2 separate regions of the Homo sapiens genome follow, and region 1 is linked to region 2. Evidence: chromatin contacts called from ENCODE Hi-C or POLR2A ChIA-PET data. All regions are on one chromosome and are shown on one strand. The core of a region is the stretch at or near the end of the contact, and the rest is flanking DNA. Distances in the headings are between cores, read along the strand shown. Region 1 holds the start of ANKRD33 (ankyrin repeat domain 33). Region 2 holds the start of NR4A1 (nuclear receptor subfamily 4 group A member 1).

What was found. A loop is a pair of places that touch in the nucleus more often than their neighbours do. ChIA-PET counts read pairs that join two places held with the same protein, here RNA polymerase II (POLR2A). Pooled maps may share reads with other maps.
Region 1: a pooled map shows a loop between it and region 2 (5-fold over the local background). The contact joins the promoter of ANKRD33 here to the promoter of NR4A1 in region 2. A Hi-C loop is called at or near these places in 6 of 50 pooled maps. POLR2A ChIA-PET finds 5 or more read pairs at or near these places in 2 of 52 experiments (Caco-2 and H1).

Annotation. Positions count from the first base shown.
Region 1 is chr12:51,886,432-51,889,810 of GRCh38, forward strand. It overlaps ANKRD33 (ankyrin repeat domain 33), which reads left to right and starts at 1,672. Exons shown (of 5, transcript NM_182608.4): 1 at 1,672-1,900; 2 at 2,137-2,387; 3 at 2,636-2,765; 4 at 2,941-3,051. The coding sequence starts at 1,756.
Region 2 is chr12:52,050,026-52,053,223 of GRCh38, forward strand. It overlaps NR4A1 (nuclear receptor subfamily 4 group A member 1), which reads left to right and starts at 1,417. Exons shown (of 7, transcript NM_173157.3): 1 at 1,417-1,543. LOC107984510 (a long non-coding RNA gene) reads right to left here and starts at 1,129. Exons shown (of 2, transcript XR_001749148.3): 1 at 9-1,129. RefSeq lists a silencer at 1,052-1,461 and enhancers at 1,553-2,110, 2,962-3,081.

The DNA of each region.
Region 1 (3,379 bases), core at 422-2,921, 160 kb before region 2:
ATAGCACAATTCATAACATGTTAGTTAAAAACACATACAAGCAGAGCATGGAGGCTCATGCCTGCAATCCCAGCACTGTGGGATGCCAAGACAGGAGGATCACTTGATGCCAGGAGTTTGAGACCAGCCTGGGCAACAAAGTGAGATCCCCATCTCTACATAAAAAAGTTAGACAGGCGCGGTGGCACACACCTGTGTGCCTCCGAGAAGCTCGTAGCTTCTCGGGAGGCTGAGGTGGGAGAATCACTTAAGCCCAGGAGTTTGAGGCTGCAGTAAGCTATGATCATGCCACTCCACTCCAGCCCAGGTGACAGAGTAAGACCCTGTTTCTAAAAAGAAAAAAATAAAATAAAAACACACAAATCAGTACTATCTTTTTCAATGAAATGTACATTTTCAAGGATATACAAGTGCCAGTTGGTAAAGGGTGGAGGAGAATGGGATGTGGGGATTAAGGGTGAAAGAGAGAAACTAAAGAAAGTAAAACAAAACAAGAGAGAGGTCTTGTACAGTCTGATGATGGGAGTGATACCAATGGGGGAATATCATTGGCTCCATTTTCTACATCTGTGGACCAAGACCAATCCATCAAGCTTAATATGTAATATAAATATTAAAGAATATTTTGATAACAATTTATCATTATATTAACAGATCATTTAATTTAAATATTTCATATTTAATTTATCACACTGAAACTAATCTATTAAATTTCATACATCATAATTTCTGGCCAATCCCTCCCTCACTACTGCCTGCCGCACTTTGTGCCCCGACTGCCCACCTGCACTAGACACATAATGTCGGTACTCACAATTTCGTTTGTTTGTTTGTTTTGTTTTTTGAGAAGGAGTTTCGCTCTTGTTGCCTAGGCTGGAGAGCAATGGTGCGATCCCGGCTTACTGCAACCTCTGCCTCCCGGGTTCAAGTGATTCTCCTGCCTCAGCCTCCTGAGTAGCTGGGATTACAGGCGCCCACCACCAAGCCCAGCTAATTTTTGTATTTTTAGTAGAGACAGGGTTTTGCCATGTTAGCCAGGCTGTTCTTGAACTCCTGACCTCAGATAATCCACCCGTCTTGGAATCTCAAAGTGCTGGGATTACAGGCGTGAGCCACCCCGCCTGGCCACAATTTTTTTTTAAAAGGAGGTCTCCCTCTGTTGCCCAGGCTAGAGTTCAGTGGCGCGACATCGGTTCATTGCAGCCTCGACCTCCCGGGCTCAAGCGATCCTCCCACCTCAGCCTCCTGAGTCGCTGGGATAACAGACGTGAGCCACCGGGCCCAGCTCTATACTCATAATTTGACAATTATGTTTTTATTTCCCCAGAACCTCAAAAAATAAGTTCAGGTGACCCCCCTGGAGACCCCACCCCAGGGTCATTCTGAGAGTACCAACCCTATTTAATGAGATACCTGCATTCACTCACCCCCTCTCCCGCAACCACCCCTTCAGCAAGTCGCGCTCCACCCAATTAGGAGGGGCTTTAGGCTGGGCCTAAAAAGTTGGGCCAAGACCCCACGAGGCAGCATCTCCGCCGGCGTCCCCAAGGCTGAGAGTGGGCGCGTCCGTCAGGAGGAGTCGTCTTTGTGAGCCCGCCCCGGCGGGGAGGAGCTGCCCGGCTCAGGCCCCGCCCACCCGGAGGATCTTGGGGCTGGTCTGAGTCCGCTCCTGAGACGTGACCACCCGCCCCGCATGGGGCCCCAGTCCCAGCTGCTTGATCCGGCTCAGCCCCGAGGTGTTTGCAGCAGCTCTTTATGAAAGTCCAGCCATCTGTTACCTGCGTTGCTTCCTGGGGAGGGATAGTCCACCTGGAGGCATTCGGAGACCCAGTGATTGTGCTCCGCGGAGCCTGGGCTGTGCCCCGCGTTGACTGCCTCATAGATACCCTACGAACCCCAAGTAAGAAAAAACGACGACCCTCTCTCCGTGAGTCTCACTGGGGTGCTGACCTAGAGTGAACCCTGCTTGCTTAGGGCTCCTGACCCAGCGCTTGTCCTTTCTCAGGGTGGATGGGGCGAGACCCCTGCTGGGATAAATGTTTTCCCTGGGGCAAGGGCTGTGCACTTCGCAGCTGCTGGGTCCCCTCCCTAGGATCCAGGGAGACACTCACTACTCCTCTCCATTCTGTGTTTTAGATGCCAGCTGCATGAGAAAAGGGACTCACCTTCTGGTTCCCTGCCTGGAAGAGGAAGAGCTGGCATTGCACAGGAGACGGCTGGACATGTCTGAGGCACTGCCCTGCCCGGGCAAGGAGACCCCCACCCCAGGCTGCAGGCTGGGGGCCCTGTATTGGGCCTGTGTCCACAATGATCCCACCCAGCTCCAAGCCATACTGGATGGTGGGGTCTCCCCAGAGGAGGCCACCCAGGTGGACAGCAATGGGAGGGTGAGATGTCCTGGCTTCCCAGAACAGCTGGGGGCATCTTTGCATCCCCACCACACCGTCCTGGCCTGGCTCCCTGAGAGGGGTTCAGGGGCAATACCTCCTGCAGTCCTAAGGAGGAAGGGAATGGTTAAGGGCGGGTCTTCACGGGGTTTGGGGCAGGCTCTGGGACAGATATGGGTTTAGAGGGTGCAAGGGGCCCTGGAGTGGCCCAGGGGGAAAGCAGGGGATCTGAGCTGCCCCTCCCTCAGACAGGCCTCATGGTCGCATGCTACCACGGCTTCCAGAGTGTTGTGGCCCTGCTCAGCCACTGTCCTTTCCTTGATGTGAACCAGCAGGACAAAGGAGGGGACACGGCCCTCATGTTGGCTGCCCAAGCAGGTGTGAGGCTGCTGCACCCCACTTCCGACAGCCCCCTTTTGATGCAGACAGGGCCTCAGCCCCACCCTTGTTGCACGGTGTTCTACACCAGACTCTGTCATGCTGGGTGGAGGGCGGTTTGGGAGCTTCATCACCCCCTTTCCTGGGGACCAAGCTTACCCTTGCTGCCCTGCAGGCCACGTGCCTCTAGTGAGTCTCCTGCTCAACTACTATGTGGGCCTGGACCTGGAACGCCGGGACCAGCGGGGGCTCACGGCGTTAATGAAGGCTGCCATGCGGAACCGCTGTGAGTGCGTGGCCACCCTCCTCATGGCAGGTGTGCGGGGCCTGGACCGGGGTGTGTGGCCTCCAGTCCCTCCTCCAAGCCTTCCCACCAGACACTAAGTCAGCTGTGATTATTTGCAGAAAGGAGAGAGGTGGAGATGGGGGATCAATCTAGTTCACCTTCCTGGAGGGGGGGGCACATGATTTGGGCTTCGTACAATCAACCAAGTCCTGCTATTGATAGCTCAGACATTGTGTGTGGAGGTCCCAGGAAGGAAAGTGTGGGAGGGGAACCTAGCCCAGCTGGAAAATCTAACACGAAAAAAGGCTGGCATCTGGAACCAGCCCCT
Region 2 (3,198 bases), core at 167-2,666:
TGACTTACATGGGAGAAGGGGAATGGATGGGGGTCGCAGTGGGGTGGCAGGGCTCTCTTTTCCTTGTTTTTGTTTTTTTGCCCTTCCCTCTTCTCTTACTTTTCCGTGAGGGCTCCCCAGGCTCAGGAGAGATCAGGGTGGAAGGGTGACGGCCAAACCAGGGAAGGCTCCAGGTGGCTGAAGCCTGGTCTGTGCCCAGCAGGGCCCTGGCGGGCTGTTCCTCACTCCACCGGGCAGGTGATAACTGGTCAGAGCTGCCTCCCCACAGGTGCTGGAGGTAGGCTGGGAGGGCCGGTGCTCCCTGATGTGGACAGGGGGAGGGGTATTGATAAGAGGCGTGGAGAGATCCCTAGAGATGCAGTCTGTGGCCCTGGGTTCCAACCCAGTGTGCCACCACCTGGCTGTGTGACCTTCAGCAAGTGCCATTATTTCTCTGAGCCTGTTTGTTTATAAAATGAGGAAGAGTTGGCACAAGTTTGAAAAGATTTCTCAGGCTCCACCCGGTTCTGAAATTCGGTAATTTCCCAACTAGGGTGCACTCCCCCTGTAAGGGGCTGGGGAGGGGACGGTGCGAAACCAAGTTCAGCTTGTGGAGCGGAGCCAGAGCTGTTGGCCGAGCTTGGGCCTGGCCAACGCCTGCCCTCGGGAAGGTCCTGTGTAGGGAGACTGCCTGGAGGGACTAAGCGAGGGCTCTAACTGACGTCTCAGGGGCAGCCTCTCAGCCTGAGACCCTGCTGGGGAAGCCGCGTCCTGTGCACTAGCTGCGCCTAGGGCTGAGGTGAGGGCGCAGGCTCCCCAGGGTGTGTCCGAATTGCCCGCCTCAGCCCGCGGCCTGTCCTGACCGCCCAGCAGCGGCAGCAGCGACACCCTAGGGCTCCAGGAAGGGCTTGGGAAGGTGTAAAGGCGGGGCTAGGCTCGGAGGGAGCCGGAGGGACCGGGCGCGGTTGGCTCCCGGGAGCAACTGGAGAGTGAGGAGATCCTCATCCGGGGAAGCCCCGCGGCCGCGTCTCTACAGCGCCCCTTCTCGGGCTCTGGCCCTCCCGCTGGTTATTCTGGACCTGGGGGCCCCCAGCTGGGACCCGAGTCCGGTGCGGGGAGCCTAGTGGGCCTGGGAGCTGCTATTTTTAGCGGGCGCGGCGGGCGCGAGGAGCCTATTTATAGATCAAACAATCCGCGCTCCCTGCGTCAATGGAACCCCGCGTGCGTCACGCGCGCAGACATTCCAGGCCCCCCCTCCTCGCCCCGCCCCCTCGGGCTCCCCGGGCCGCACCTCCCCCTGGCCGCCTCCCGCCGGAACCGCACCGCCCCCCGCGCCCTTGTATGGCCAAAGCTCGACGGGCGGCCTGCGTCAGTGGCGCCCCCGCCCCTCCCCGTGCGTCACGGAGCGCTTAAGAGGAGGGTCGGGCTCGGCCGGGGAGTCCCAGTGGCGGAGGCTACGAAACTTGGGGGAGTGCACAGAAGAACTTCGGGAGCGCACGCGGGACCAGGGACCAGGCTGAGACTCGGGGCGCCAGTCCGGGCAGGGGCAGCGGGAGCCGGCCGGGTAGGTTCCCTTCGGGGAACGTGCATCTGTTTTTAGGAGCGGTGCATGAAGGAGATGGGTGTACGCGCGGGCAGAGAGGATGTTGTAGGGCCGGCATGCAAGAGGGTAGGTGTAGTGTGCAGCTGTAGCACAACGGGATGAGAACCCAGGTCAGACTGGAAACTACTGGGTGCGGGGTAGGAGGTAGGGGAGGTTGACTACCTGCAAAGTGGAAGCTGTAGGGGGTTGGGGTTGGCGCCGGGAGTAGGGACTTGTCCAGCAGGCGGCTGGCCTTAGTTCAGTCTCCTAGGGTGCCCAACTGGGCGCACGGTGCTCTGAACTTGGGTGGGTGTGGATGGGGGTCACAGCACCGTGGGGGAACAGGTACACAGAGCTTTGGCGCTGCTGGGATCCGTACGATTCTAACTGGGATTGGATTTCCAAAAGGCCCTCCTTCCTCCCAGCCTGTCAGCTCCCTCCCAGTGTCCCGGTTGTTTTCTTAACACTTTAGAGGCTGTGGCTGAGTTGGCAGGGGTTCCCCACCCTGAACTTTCTGTCTGAGGTGCGTTAGGAAGCCTCCGGATCATTGAAGGAAGTGACTGGCTTGGTGGCTGACCTGTGGAGGGCTGCTTGCTGTGTATTGAATAAAGGAGGCTTCTTGGGGTCGGGGCAGGGTCTCTGTAAGCACAGGGAGAATTGATTTCGCTGGGGCTTGGATCACGTGTGTGTGTGTGTGTGTGTGTGTGTGTGTGTGTGTGAGAGAGAGAGAGAGAGAGAGAGAAAGAGAGACAGAGGTGGAAACCCTTGTCCTTGGGGATCCTGGATAGAAGTTGCCAGTGTTGGAGTCTTGGGGCGGTGCTGCCTAGAGGATACCTCCCAACCATTCCAGCTCCAGATGCTGATCATCCCTATGCCCCCTCCCCCAGTAGTCTCTGTTGGATCTTACAGGTAGGGTGCAGCCTGAGGCTTGTTCAGCAGAACAGGTGCAAGCCACATTGTTGCCAAGACCTGCCTGAAGCCGGATTCTCCCCACTGCCTCCTTCAACCCCGCCTCTTCCTCCTCCTGTGGGACTGCTCCCCCCTCCTGTGAGGCTAGATGTAGGTCCATATCTTGTGTTGTTAAGAACCTGCATGAAGGGGGAGGGACTGATGGGGGTTGATCCGGATGTGGGACGTCCAGGTGGAGAAACAGGATTTGAATAAGGCAGGAACAAGCGCCCAGTTCTGCCCAACTGCTGTCTTTCCTCCTTCACCCCCAGCCCATCCCTGGCCAGGCTGTCCTAGTGCAGGCAGATGTGGCCACCCTCACCTCTCGCAGGGTGCTGCATGCCTGTGGACTGGTGCCACTGGGTGTGTGGGGCCTGAGCTACAAGGGTCTCTGTTGTCTTGGTTGTCAGGCTAGGGGTGGAGGTGCCCTGTTCAGGGCCTGTGGAGTTAGAAGGAAGGCTAGGACCAGAGAGGACTTCCTGGGCTCTTGGCCAGGAGGTGGTGACAGCCTTTGCCCCCATCACTGCACCCCTTGATTATGGTACTCTGTTCCTGCTTGATTTCTTCTCCAGCTTCCCTCATTGACTGGTGAGGCCAGAGTTACGCAGACCCCAGGTGTGTAGGTTGGGAGGGAGACTGTCCTGGAGCCTCCTCTGCATTATTTTTTGACCATTCTGTGAATGTAAGGA